Linked DNA regions of Homo sapiens: all the other regions are linked to region 3. A link is a contact called in ENCODE Hi-C or POLR2A ChIA-PET data. All regions are on one chromosome and are shown on one strand. The core of a region is the stretch at or near the end of the contact, and the rest is flanking DNA. Distances in the headings are between cores, read along the strand shown. Region 1 holds the start of BAZ2A (bromodomain adjacent to zinc finger domain 2A). Region 2 overlaps RBMS2 (RNA binding motif single stranded interacting protein 2). Region 3 overlaps CS (citrate synthase).

What was found. Hi-C counts contacts between places; a loop is a spot of excess contacts on that map. ChIA-PET counts read pairs that join two places held with the same protein, here RNA polymerase II (POLR2A). Pooled maps may share reads with other maps.
Region 1: POLR2A ChIA-PET joins it to region 3 with 14 read pairs in PC-9. The contact joins the promoter of BAZ2A here to the enhancer-like site in region 3. A Hi-C loop is called at or near these places in 6 of 168 maps with a recorded cell type or tissue (B cell, CD8-positive, alpha-beta T cell, OCI-LY7 and 3 more), 8 of 37 single-sample maps with no recorded cell type and 12 of 50 pooled maps. POLR2A ChIA-PET finds 5 or more read pairs at or near these places in 10 of 52 experiments (Caco-2, MCF 10A, PC-9 and 7 more).
Region 2: a pooled map shows a loop between it and region 3 (2.4-fold over the local background). The contact joins two enhancer-like sites. A Hi-C loop is called at or near these places in 1 of 37 single-sample maps with no recorded cell type and 3 of 50 pooled maps. POLR2A ChIA-PET finds 5 or more read pairs at or near these places in 2 of 52 experiments (GM12878 and activated T-cell).

The regions. Positions count from the first base shown.
Region 1 is chr12:56,626,824-56,631,642 of GRCh38, forward strand. BAZ2A (bromodomain adjacent to zinc finger domain 2A) reads right to left here and starts at 3,503. Exons shown (of 29, transcript NM_001300905.2): 1 at 3,302-3,503. RefSeq lists enhancers at 380-881, 3,660-3,709, 3,740-3,809 and a silencer at 3,090-3,439.
Region 2 is chr12:56,568,603-56,573,114 of GRCh38, forward strand. It overlaps RBMS2 (RNA binding motif single stranded interacting protein 2), which reads left to right. Exons shown (of 14, transcript NM_002898.4): 3 at 373-431; 4 at 1,297-1,388; 5 at 3,096-3,253. Among named protein-coding and RNA genes, the nearest start is that of RBMS2, 49 kb to the left of the region's middle. Within about 2 kb of position 2,054, at least 14 of the 41 ENCODE cell types and tissues checked have a DNase peak (open chromatin) inside an H3K27ac peak, as active enhancers do.
Region 3 is chr12:56,290,032-56,294,254 of GRCh38, forward strand. The region is part of intron 1 of CS (citrate synthase); the gene reads right to left. Among named protein-coding and RNA genes, the nearest start is that of CS, 8.2 kb to the right of the region's middle. Within about 2 kb of position 1,585, at least 4 of the 41 ENCODE cell types and tissues checked have a DNase peak (open chromatin) inside an H3K27ac peak, as active enhancers do; they include PC-9, where a contact is called at or near this core.

The DNA of each region.
Region 1 (4,819 bases), core at 2,253-4,752, 340 kb after region 3:
TCAGGTAAGCAAAGGCTGAAGAAAGGGGAACTTAAAATCAGCATCAAATCAACCCCATCAGACAGCAACTTAAAGGAACTAATCAGGGGCAAGAAAAAGGATGCTGACATCAGATGGACTTGTTTTTACTGTTTCCAGAATATCAAAAACCCCAACAGCCCCAGTGAGAAGAGCAATGATGCTGCTATCTTACTAGTGATGATGCCACTTTCACACAATCATAAGTGTCTATCTGCTCCCATACTGGATCTTTAATCTAGGGATCTTCATCTAGGTGGGAGGGGTTTTTGCCTGGAAAATAAATAGTGAAAAGATGATTTAAATGACAGGCTTACGTAGTTTTCAGAATAGTCCAAATAATCTGAAAATGTTATCTTTCAAGGCTTGGCCCTGTGGCTTATGCCTGTAACCCCAGCACTTTGGGAGGCTCAATTCGAGTTCGAGACCAGCCTGACCAACATGGTGAAACCCCTTCTCTACTAAAAATACAAAAATTAGCCAGGCATGGTGGCGCATGCCTGTAATTCCAGCTACTGGAGGGCTGAGGCAGGAGGATCGCTTGAACCTGGGAGGCGAGGGTTGCAGTGAGTCCAGATGGTGCCACCGTACTCCAGCCTGGGCAACAGAGCGAGACTCCATCTCAAAAAAAAAAAAAAAGAAAAAGAAAAAAACAAAACTTTATCTTTCAAAATCTAAAATCCTGTGGTCCTGGGGTCATAGGCCGGGCATGGTGGCTCATGCCTGTAATCTCAGTACTTTGGGAGGCTAAGGCAGGCAGGTCACTTGAGCCCAGGAGTTCAAGACCAGCCTGTGCAAACTGGCAAAACCCCACCTCTACAAAAATTACAAAAAATTAGCTGGATGTGGTGGTGCGTGTCTGTGGTCCCAGCTACTCAGGGGGCTGAGGTGGGAGGATCACTTGAGCCAAAGAGGTCGGGGCTGCAGTGAGCTATGATGGCGCCACTGCACTCCAGCCTGGGCATCGGAGTGAGACCCTGTCTCAAAAAAAAAAAAAAAGAAAGAAAGAAAGAGAAAAGAAAAGAGAGAGAGAAGAGAAAAAAAAGAAAAGAAGAGAAGACCAGGCATGGTGGCTCACACCTGTAATCCCTGCACTTTGGGAGGCCGAGGTGGGTAGATCACCTGAGGTCAGGAATTCGAGACCAGCCTGGCCAACATGATGAAACGCCGTCTCTACTAAAAATAAAATAATTAGCTGGATGCGGTGGCGGGCTCCTGTAATCCCAGCTACTCGGGAGGCTGAGACAGGCAACTCGCTTGAACCCGGGAGGCAGAGGTTGCAGTGAGACAAGATCACACCACTCCAGCCTGGGCGACAAAAGCAAAACTCCGTCTCAAAAAAAAAAAAAAAAAAAAAAGACAGAAAGAAAAAAAAAGAAAAGAAAAAGAAAAGAAAGAAAAATAAAATTCTGTGGCCAACTGTTGCCCCTAACCAAATCCAGTGTGCCACAAAATGCCTGGGGACATAGCACACAGTCCATCACTATATGTTACAGGAGAAATATCCTGGGATTATCAAGTGAAAAGAAAGAAAAAAAAAATCTGGGCACGACTTTGCAGGGAACAGAGGAAAAGCTTACCAATCTCCAAGAAGAATAAGAGGGGAGACGTTCTTTTATGGATTAAAGAGTAAGTCATATGATAACAAACTGTACTATTCTAATTAGTTGATTCTGCAGAAGGTAGTATCTCCAGCACCCCTTAGTCAAATAACAAGCTTCCCACAGGGGCTGCCCTTAGGCTAGAATCACCACCAAGGACTGAGTTCACCAATCTCAGTCTGTTAATCAGTCCCTACCCCCGACACACAAATCCATCTAATAGTTAAATCTTCCTCACCCCTTCCTCTTCGTCCATTTCTTAGAATCTACCCTTCTTCACAAGCTCACTTGCTCAGGTGCTCTGCAATATAGAAACTGTCATAATAACTATACTAAAGTAGGACCCCAAGAAGCTACTCGTGCCACAAAAGCTCTCTAGTCTCCCTGACAGCTCTCTATGCTGAGGGAATTTGCATCACTTACATAGAGCGTACCCCGCTGGTAGATAACTGAGTTTGCTTCTCTATGACCTCTAGCTAAAGGGAAAACAAAACGAAACCAGACAGGAAGACAGAGATGTTCTGGAGAAGGGATTGGGATACGTGAGTCAACTGAAGTTGACTACTTCCAGTTGACAAGTTTACAAAAAAAAAAAAAGTCCAACGAAAGGTCTCTCGGGCCACATGGTTGGCAAGATCCAAGCTTGCCCAGAAGGCTTCAGAAAATGAAACCAAATCTGATTAAAATGGACATTTCAAAACAACAAGACACGCAGCAGCAAACGCACAGCTGCCATTTCCCGGCCACTTCCTGCGGGAGGCTGGGGGAGGGGCTGTTTGTGTACAGATAGAGGTGGAAAGCTATCCCCTCCGTCGTCCCCCAAAGCAGACAAATCTCTCACTCCAATTAACCCTACAAAGGACAACTGCTATTGACATTGCCTTCTCCTGAAAACTGGGAACACCGGGAAAGAAAGGGATGATGCGGTATCATCTTTCTGCCACGGAAGCGGGGATCCCCTCAGTGAGGAATCTCCTTGGAAAAAGGAATTCCTCTTTATTCTTCCCTTCTGCCCCTCAGCCCAGCTCAAATTGGAAAGCCTCAGCGGAAGCCCTATCAACCTCCATCCCCGGAGTGCGCGATTCTCCCGGGACGCGAGGGCCCCAAGCCAAGCGCAGCACCACCCTCAGCAAGGAAGGCCCTCTCCTGATCTTCACGCTCAAGAGAATGGGTGCGCTCCCCGAGGGAGACACCCTCAGACCCCTGGAAACCCCTTCCGCCCTCCACTCACCACAGTCAAAACGCCCAGCTCCCCGCAAACGGAGCGTTTTAACCCGCCAAGGGAACCCCCTCACCCACCCCTCGCGCTCAGGCAATCCCCACCCCCACCCGAGGAGGTGGAGCCCCTCCCGGGGATTCCACCCCAAGTCCCCCACAGGAGTCATCTCCACCAGCCAGGCGGCTTCTCCGCCTCCTCACTGTCGCCGGGAGCCCCTACAGCTCCTCCTGCCCCCGCGGCCCCGTCCGGGGTCCTCAGCAGCCCCACCAGCCCTGTTCTCCTCCCAGACCCCAGAGCAAGGAGACCCTCGCCTCGGGTTGGATCCTCGCAGGAAATAAGCTCCCGTCGGCTTCCCGCCCCGGCAAGGCTCAAGCCGGCTCTGGAGCTTCTGTTCCCCGAGGGAAGCCTCGGATGAAAGCGGGGCTCCCTCCCCCTCAGGCCCCTGGCCACAGACCCCACAAACCTGAGGCAGCGGCGTCCAGCCGGGCTCGGGGCTCGTCTCTCCCCGGGGTACAAGCGGTTCACATGGCCGCGCTCCGGGCGCCAGAACGGGTGGAGACGCCCGCTGGGGAGGGGGTCTGGGGTCCGGGGTTCGGGAAGGGGGAGGGGGACGCGGCTCAACCGCGGGGCCCGAGAGGAGCCAACATGGCCGGCGGGGGAGGAGTGAGTCGGAGCCGGAGGGGGCGGAGAAGCCTCGGCCGGGAGAGAGTCTCCCCACGCGGCCTCCGCCACAGGGTCCTAAAGCCCGCCAGCCCATCTTTCCGACCCGGACCTGGGTCCTAGCGCCGCTGTGCCTCCTGCAACTCTGGCCACCTTGCCCACCTGGCAGCTCCCTCTGCACCCGCATCTCATGGAGGCAGTGGTCCTGCTTCACACAGGGCAAACTGAAAGGCATGCCACAGTCCCAAGGTTAACTTAAAAGACTAGACCAAACGTCTAGGCCCAAAGGCAGGTGCCACTTCTCTAACAGGCTGGTAGGGGTAAGAGTCAGGGGAATTTCGGGGGCAGTTATTTCCCAGGTAGGGTAATGGAAACGTGGAAATAGAAAGGTTAGTCACTCAGGTCGCGATTCAGTAAAGGGATGGGGAGAGGCAAGAGTCAGCCACCCACTCACCTCTGTCCCTTCAGTGCAGCCTGGTCCTGCCTGGATCACCACTTTCCTGGCGACATCTGCAGGGCCCTGGTCACCGGAAAGGAAAGATTCCTGTGCGTGGGGGAAAGAAGGTTCGGCTCTGGAACCAGACAGCAAAGACCTGAGTGTAGCCTAAATGCAGTCAGAGAAGTAAAGGATAAGCTGAAAACTAATCAGCAAAAAGATGCCACAAATGTCCACCCATTCTATGGTTCTGGGAATTTTTTTCTGACAGGGCTACATAACTGTGTGAAAACTCAGAAAAGTAAAATCTAGCAGAGGACTAGAGTTTGGCTGTCACCTAAAATGTCCACTGCAGGGCACCAGGATGAAGAACAGTGTCATATGATGTTAGAGCTTAGAGAATTTCTAGTTCAGGCCGGACGCGGTGGCTCACGGCTGTAATCCCAGCACTTTGGGAGGCCGAGGCAGGTGGATCATGATGTCAGGAGTTCAAGACCAGCCTGACCAACATGATGAAACCCGGTCTCTACTAAAAATACAAAAATTAGCTGGGTGTGGTGGCGTGCCCCTGTAATCTCAGCTACTCAGGAGGCCGAGGCAAGAGAATCGCTTGAACCTGGGAGGTGGAGGTTGCAGTGAACTGAGATCGCGCCATTGCACTCCAGCCTGGGTGACAGAGGGAGACTCTATCTCAAAAAAAAAAAAAAAAAAAAATTCTAGTTCAACCTTCTCTCCTTCATCAAATGAAGAAATTAAGACCCAAAGAGGTTCAATGACTTCTTCAATGTCAAACAGTGGATAAAATATGACAAGAAAGGAAACCAGGTTTCCTTTCCTTGCAACTCAACACTTTGCAGCCTTGAAGATAATTCCCATTTAATTCAA
Region 2 (4,512 bases), core at 804-3,303, 280 kb after region 3:
CTTGGCTCACTGCAACCTCCACCTCACAGGTTCAAGCAATTCTCCTACCTCAGCCTCCCAAGTAGCTGGGACTACTGGCGTGACGCCCAGCTAATTTTTGTATTTTTAGTAGAGATGAGGCTTCATCATGTTGGCCAGGCTGGCCTCAAACTCCTGACCTCAAGTGATCCTCCAGCCTCGGCCTCCCAAAATTCTGGGATTACAGGTGTGAGCTACTGCACCCGGCCCCCGTTTCTTTTTTATTTTTATGAAGGTTTGAGTAGGAAAAGTTAGATCATGGAAAGGGCATGGATTTGTTGAGATGTCTGAATCTCTGTCCTATTCTTAGTCTCTGCCCCCCAGATTATTACTTTGCATTTTCCTCTCCCTTAGATATGGCAAGATTGTTTCCACTAAGGCCATACTGGACAAGACCACAAACAAATGTAAAGGTGAGAGAACAACTGTCCTTGGTGTTGGAGAGCACCAGTAAGTGAGGCCATCCCTTGACACTGCCCTTTACTGCTGAGAGTCCTGAGTCTACAGTGTCAGCGAGAAGTCCCTGAAGTTTTTAGGCTTAAAAGATTAGGAGATATTTAGATTCTTTGGTGACCAGATAGCTAGAGCTGAAAATGCTGTTTAGGGGCCCCAAGGCCAGAAGACTGTACAAAACACCTTTGAGTCTACTGAGCTTATTTTGGACTTTGTATTTCCCTGGATGAGGTGGTAGAAGTGGGTAAGTGAGATTTTCTTCTGCTTAGCAAAGTCATGTAAATGCCTTTTTTGGGGAGTGTTTTGGTGGGTGTTATTTTCTGAGGGTGAGTAGTTTTATTGGGGTTTTGAGCAGTTCTAGATAGAGCTGGAAGAGTGGAAGGAAGAGAAAGGGCTATAAGCTGGGGTGGTGAGGGTCTTCTTCCAGCAGGTGGCTGGTGGTCTGCTCTGGAGAGGCTGCATTCCCTACATGCCTAGCATTTCTGGGGTATATCAAGAAAAGAGGGGAGTGAATTCTTTTAGAGGTGTAGGGGGGCTTTGGGTTATTAGCAGAGCCTAGTTCCTGAAACCTCAAATTTCTTAAGGGGGAGGGAGAAGGGCAGGGACACCAGAGTAGCTCATTGCCTTGGCATTCTTAGCCACAAAGTAGATCACATCTCAGGGTTTGAGGAGCATGTGGATAACTACCTGAAACCTCTCAATAGCTCTTTCTCCCTCCCATTTCTGTTACATGGATCATAACTCTTCCTCTGTCTCCTGAAAAGCCTGGACCTCTCTGTTCCTTACACCTCCCACTTCCTAGTGATGCTGTTTCCTCTGTTCCAGGCTATGGCTTTGTAGATTTTGACAGCCCTTCAGCAGCACAGAAAGCTGTAACAGCACTGAAGGCCAGCGGTGTACAGGCACAGATGGCAAAGGTAAGGGTACTACCCCATGTCTGTTCCTCCAAGGGGTTTGTGGTTAGCACCAAAGTTCCAGTTCTAAGGTTTCCAGAGGGCTTAAGAACCATGAAATTGAGTGGGCAAGGGCTATCCGTGGTGCTTTCTAGACAGTCCATGAGCACCCCTGGCTGCTGGAGGAAGATGTATTCAAAGTCTATGGCAGGTAGCTCTATCAGCTCTCTTCCTTTCACCAAGTTATTGGCAGCAAGAAAGGTAAGGTGGCCTCTTCCGGTACTCCTGCTGCTTCCCCGTGTTCCCTATATTATTCACCCTGGCCCCACTTCCCTACCAGACAGCTTGTGGTGGTTTTGCAACATTCTCTGAACAAGTCAATTGTGCAACTCAGAATTTCAGAACAATGCTCTCCACCTCCTAATGTTGTTCCCCATACGGGCTGGGTAGTGGGCTGGGGAGGCAGGAGGGAAGCCACATCAAGGGAGGAAACTGTCTCTTCTCAGATCTGTCTGAAACTGTTGTCTTCACCTAGACTACTAGAAATCTAGAAGCTTTTCTCTCACTTCTTCTGTTAGGTGGGATTGTCTCCTTGCCTTTCTATTTTATTTTATTTATTTATTTATTTTGAGACAGCGTCTCGCTCTGTCGCCCCGGCTGGAGTGCAGTGGCGCAATCTCGGCTCACTGCAAGCTGCACCTCCCGGCTTCACGCCATTCTCCTGCCTCAGCCTCCCAAGTAGCTGGGACTACAGGCACCCGCCATCACCTCCAGCTAATTTTTTGTATTTTTAGTAGAGACAGGGTTTCACCGTGTTAGCCAGGATGGTCTCGATCTCCTGACGTTGTGATCCGCCCACCTCAGCCTTCCAAAGTGCTGGGATTACAGGCATGAGCCACCACGCCTGGCTGTCCCTTTGCCTTTCTGAAGCTGTTATGAGTATTATACATAGAGCTTGTGAGGCAGGCCTGCTAGACACCTTTTCTGTAATGGTTAAAGAAAAGGAAAACAAAAGGAAAAGGCAGAAGAGGATTAAGGTTGCTGGTGACCACTGTTTAGGGCAGAGTGACTGCTTAAATTCTTAAAAATACAACTATTGGATGATATTGCCATTTTGCACATTCTGTCCCCTGGAAGGGCTCTCCTACCTCTTCTTCCAGGAGTAAAACCCTCTGACAAAAGCTCAAAGGTTTAGGAGCCTTCAGGGTCCTAGGAGACTGTAGCTTTCAGGGCTCCGTGGTGACACAGTGAACTCTGCATCTGGCTCTCTCCCTGTTCCCTTCTCCCCTCCTCCTGCTCTTCCTCCATCAGGGAGTGAACAGGCATTCCTACTTAGAGGATTCTGCGTGGCTGGAAGAGAAGTGGGGAGGGGCTGCTCAAAACAAGCCAGCCAAGGAGCAAGGCAGTCTGAGGGAATCCAGCCTCTGGGACCGGCTGCTGGGGGAGAGCGGGAATGCTGCTCTGCCTGTTTCTAAAAGAGACAGCCAAACACCATTTATGACTTGTATGATGGGCTTGTATAGTACTAGAAATATTAAATCTGCACTTCTCCCTCCTGGAACTCAATATACAACCCGTGGTAGTGGGACTGGGTGTTAACAAATAGAATAATCTTTGTTTATGTGGGACCCTTCCTATAGTCTCTTTTCTGAAATGTCATTTGTGGGGAGGGCTGAGGGTGGGAGAGGGATAAGAGATGTGAGCCTCATTTTCTCACTGTTATTTCCACAGCAACAGGAACAGGACCCCACAAATTTATACATCTCAAACCTCCCACTGTCAATGGATGAGCAGGAACTGGAGGGGATGCTGAAGCCCTTTGGCCAGGTTATCTCCACCCGTATCCTTCGAGATACCAGTGGGACCAGCAGAGGTGTTGGCTTTGCAAGGTGAGGATGGCAGGAGTGGGGAAATGATGAGGTTAATAACAAATGTCACTTGGGGGTCACCAGAAAACAAAATCTATGCCTTTCCCACACAAGGTCAAAATACTTTACTATTATTCAAAAATACTTGATGGTAAGTCAAAAGTTCATTTTAGGCCAGGTGCGGTGGCTTACACCTGTAATCCCAGCACTTTAGGAGGCCAAGGCAGGCATATCACCTGAGGTCAGGAGTTTGAGACCAGCCTGGCAAACATGGTGAAACCCCGTCTCTACTAAAAATACAAAAATTAGCCAGACGTGGTGGCGCATGCCTGTAATCCCAGCTACTCAGGAGGCTGAGGCAGGAGAATTGCTTGAACCTGGGAGGCAGAGGTTGCAGTGAGCTGAGATCGCACCACTGCACTGCAGCCTGGGGAACAGAGTGAGACTCTGTCTCAAAAAAAAAAAAAAAAAAAAGGTTCATTTTATTATAGGTTACAATACTCAAAAACCCATTAGCCCCACCTAAATATTTTTTTTATAAAGATGGGGTCTTGCTGTGTTGCCCAGGCTGCTCTTGAACATCTGGGCTCAAGTGATCCTCCTGCCTCAGCCACCTAAGCAGTTGGGATTACAGGCATGAGCCACCACACTCGGCTAAGCTCCCTACTACTTCCTAGGGAAGTACTCTAGGCTTTGTTCCTTTAATCCAGACCCAACCAGAGTAAAAAATTCTGTATATTCTTATAGTTTACTGAGTATTTCTCATCTTGTCTCATTTAATCTTTACAACATCCCTGTGAGATAAATATTCTCTATCTTACAGATGAGGAAAGTGAACTCTTCAGTAGAAATGATTTGCCCAGGGTCTTACAGGAGTGGGTGTTAGAGCAGAGCCCTGATCCTTCTGGCTTTGAGAGCAGTAGGATGAGGTAGAAGTTTTGATCTTCCTTTTCAGATCTGTTGGGAGACCTGTATTCCAGAACAATTCTGCACCTGTGATATCAGAGCTTGTGAGCCTTGGTTCACTCTCTGAAGTGGAGATTGATTCAGATGAGTAATTTTCCCACAGTATTCCCTATACCTGCAGTTTTCCCAGGTGCCCTTCTTTGGGCTTTGGTATCTGCCCTCACTGTCGTAGGGTATCAGCCTCCCTTAGCCCACTTAAGAAATGGCTCTGCTTTTATTTATTTTAAGATTTTATTTGAAAGGAGATTCTTTTGACTTTTTTTTTTTTTTTTAGTTTCAAAATGACTGGACTAAGTGAGCCAAGCACCCCTTTT
Region 3 (4,223 bases), core at 335-2,834:
TACACGCACCCGCCACCATGCCCAGCTAATTTTTGTAGTTTTTTAGTAGAGACAGGGTTTCACCACGTTGGCCAGGCTGGTCTCAAACTCCTGACCTCAAATGATCCACTTGCCTCAGCCTCCCAAAGTGCTGGGATTACAGGTATGAGCCACAGTGCCCGGAAGATTTTATGTTTTTTTGTTTGTTTGTTTGTTTTTGAGAAGGAGTCTCACACTGTCACCCAGGCTGGAGTGCAATGGCACAATCTTAGCTCATTGCAACCTCCCTCTCCCAGGTTCACACTATTCTCCTGCCTCAGCCTCCTGAGTAGCTAAGATTACAGGTGCACACCAACACACCCGGCTAATTTTTTGTATTTTTAGTAGAGATGGGGTTTCACTATGTTGGCCAGACTGGTCTCGAACTTCTGACCTCGTGATCCACCACCTCGGCCTCCCAAAGTGCTGGGATTACAGGCGTGAGCCACCGCGCTCAGCCTGATAGCCACTTTCTAGCACCGTTCGGTGTCAGGTTCAGTCATGTTTTTTGCTAAACCTGAAGCTTAAAAAAAAAAAGTTATCAGAGGAATTTTAAAGGCAGCAATTCATTGGTAAGATTGCTCAAAAGGGTAGAGTAGAAAAAATTCAACTTAGGACAACTTTATCTAATGATGTAGAGTACAGAGCACTTAATTTGGAGTTAGGAAAGGAAGTCTGGGTTCTAGTCCTAGCTCCATTACTAATTAAGACAACCAAAGGAAAACAATGAACTACTATTTCTCTTCCCATTTCCATAATTAAGATAACACTTAAACTACTTAACTCAGAGTCTGATTCTCAGGTTCCAATAAGGACGTATATGCAAAAGTAGTCAAGTCTTGTTACTTAAAATGTGACCTCCTCGCCAGAAGTATTTACATTTCTTGGGCCTCAGACTTACTGAATCCAAACAGTTTAGATATGGAGTTACCAAGGACCAAGTCCTAAATGAACGTTCTGCCACCTTCCCACTGTGTTATCTTGGCTATGTAACCTAATTTCTAAGTCTCAGTTTTTACATTTCTAAAATGGTAATAATAAAAGCCAATTTCAGAGTAGTTAAGTAAACTAAATAAAATAATTTTCATAAAAGCATCTAGAACAGTGCTTTGTGCATAGCTGAATTCAGTAAATATTTGTTTCTTACAAATGTGTTGGCCTATCACCTACCATCAAGTGTCAGAACTTCCTGGGAGTTGGATCCCAGGAAAGAGGCAGTCAAGCCTGAGGCAGAGGTGAATGGATAATTCCTTCCAGCTGTGGAATACAAAATAAAGTCCCAATTTTCTTTCTTTCTTTCTTTCTTTTTTTTTTTTAACAGGCATCAAGGAAAAGATACCAGTTTTCTTTTTAAGGGCTTCTTGACCAAGAAGGGAGGCATCTCAGGGAGAGGAAACAAATTTAACTAACCCTGATGGCCACCAGCAGAGCAAATGACTCTAGACAGGAGGTGCTTGAGGACTGTAACATCAAAGGCTACATTTCATTTCCTCTACCCCGTGGCTGCCAAAGAAAGCTGCTGAATGGCTCTGAACAGTACATTCAGGTTATGTTCATTGATGAGACAGGTAGATTACAAACCTCTGAATCATCCCTGAACTTCTACCTCCCAGATTCTCCCCTAATCCTGGAGGTGTGACAGTTGGGCTTTTGGCTTCTGGATGCATGCCACCTGTAGAGTCACCTTACTGGAACAGCAGCTCTCAGGAGAATCAGGCAGTCATCTCACTCAATAGGTCAGCTCCTTCATGGGGAGAGATGGAGAGGGCTACTTCCAAAGACAAGGGCCTGGCTCACAATGTCTGACAGCCAGTATTCTCTATAGGGTGGAGGTGGCGTTATCACAATCACGAAGAGGTTTTTCCCCCACAATCACTAAGAGCTCATTTGTTGCCACCCCTTACAAGAACTCCTCTAGTGAGTCAGCTATTATTGATAGAGGTGGGCTGTAGCCCTCAAATGTGGTAAGATGAAAAAATATAAAAATTAAAAGAGGCCAGGTATGGTGACTCACACCTTCCTTTGTTCTCCTCTGCCTTTGCCTCTTTAAAAAAGTTCTAAGTTGCAGCTGGGCACTGTGGCTCAAGCCTGTAATCCCAGCACTTTGGGAGGCCAAGGCAGGCAGATCACGGGGTCAGGAGATCAAGACCATCCTGGCTAACATGGTGAAACCCCGTCTCTATTAAAAAATACAAAAAATTAGCCAGGTGTGGTGGCAGGTGCCTGTAGTCCCAGCTACTCGGGAGGCTGAGGCAGGAGAAGCTCCGGGAGGCAAAGCCTGCAGCGAGCCGAGATTGTGCCACTGCACTCCAGCCTGGCTGACAGAGCAAGACTTGGTCTAAAAAAAAAAAAAAAAAAGTTCTAAGTTGCTAGCCAATCAGGACAAATACAAAATGTGAGGTCCCATTCCAGCCAATGGAAACTGGAACTGGACACAGCAGTAGGGTGGATGCATCAGGGTATAAATGACCCTGTCTCCTTTGCTCGGTGTACTCTCGTGGCAAAACTGCTGGCGTGTACCCTTTCTGCAGAAAGTATAAAAATGGCCTTGATGGCCTGGCGCGGTGGCTCACGCCTGTAATCCCAGCACTTTGGGAGGCCAAGGCAGGCGGATCATGATGTCAGGAGATCGAGACCATCCTGGCTAACAGGGTGAAACCCCATCTCTACTAAAAAAATACAAAAAAAAAAAAAAAAAAAAAAAATTAGCCGGGCGTCATGGCGGGCGCCTGTAGTCCCAGCTACTCAGGAGGCTGAGGCAGGAGAATGGCGTGAACCTGGGAGGCAGAGCTTGCAGTGAGCCGAGTTCGCACCACTGCACTCCAGCCTGGGCGACAGAGTGAGACTCTGTCTCAAAAAAAAAGGCCTTGCTGAGTAAATTAAATTAAATTAATTAAATTTATGTTCAAGTGCTATTTCTTTACAGCACCAGGGAACAAGCATTTCAAACAGGAGGCTGAGGCAGAAGAATCGCTTGAACCCAGGTGGCTGAAGCTGCAGTGAGCTGAGATTGTGCTACTGCACTCCAGCCTGGGCAACAGAGGAGACTCTGTCTCAAAAAACAAAACAAAACAAAAAAAGCCCACTTACTCAATATAGGTTATTTTCCTCTTACTCCTTAGCCTATTACCATCACTGTTCCACATCTAGCACCCTCACCCTACAGTCAAGAAGCCAAATTTTCTTTGATTCTCCATCCTAGGTACATCCAGACTCTCTCTGTCCTTCTGCATATCCAGGATATGTCCTACCACATATCCACATAACCAACATTAAAACCTTGGGGGAGGCTGGGCGCAGTGGCTCATGCCTATAATCCCAGCATTTCTGAATTAAAAAGCAAGACTCTGTCTCTACAAAAAATAATTTAAAAAATTAGAAAACAGGCTGGACACGGTGGCTCACGCCTGTAATCCCAACACCTTGGGAGGCCAAGGTGGGTGGATCACCTGATGTCAGGAGTTCAAGACCAGCCTGGCCAACATGGTGACACCCCATCTCTACTAAAAATACAAAAATTAGCCAGGCGTGGTGGCACATGCCTATAGTCCCAGCTACTCGGGAGGCTGAGGCAGAATCGCCTGGACCTGGGAGACGGAGGTTGCAGTGAGCTGAGATTGCGCCATTGCACTCCAGCCTGGGTGACAGAGCAAGACTCCGTCTCAAAATAATAATACTAAAAAAAATTAGAAAACAAAACAGAAAAACCTTGCGGAAGAAGCTCCTGATTTTAACAGGGACTTCGTCCTTCATCAACAAAAGATCAGAGCTTGCCAAGCCAGCAGGACTGGCTTAGCTGATGGAGCAAACACAATACACTAATAACCAGTAGGAAAAAATCCTGTACTACAGACACTTCCAATGCAGAAGGAACAACTTGCATTCAGAGAACACGAACACAAATAGGACAAAGGCTCCTCTCTCCCCAGAACCAGGTCAGAGAACTAAAGCCATTTAATGTGTGTGTTTCACAACGGTGATACTGGAAGTCGGTTTGGCACTACATGGTCAGGCCACTTAAAAGCCTGAGCAATCTACAGATTTCATACTTTGACCTCCTTCATACTTACAGACATTTCCTTAATAATTCTACCTAACTGTCATTTTCCAACAGTCTCTTCACGTGAATAGTCACCGATCACTGCTGGGTGCAGTGGCTCATGCCTGTAATCCCAGCACTTTGGGAGGCCAAGGTAGGCCGATCA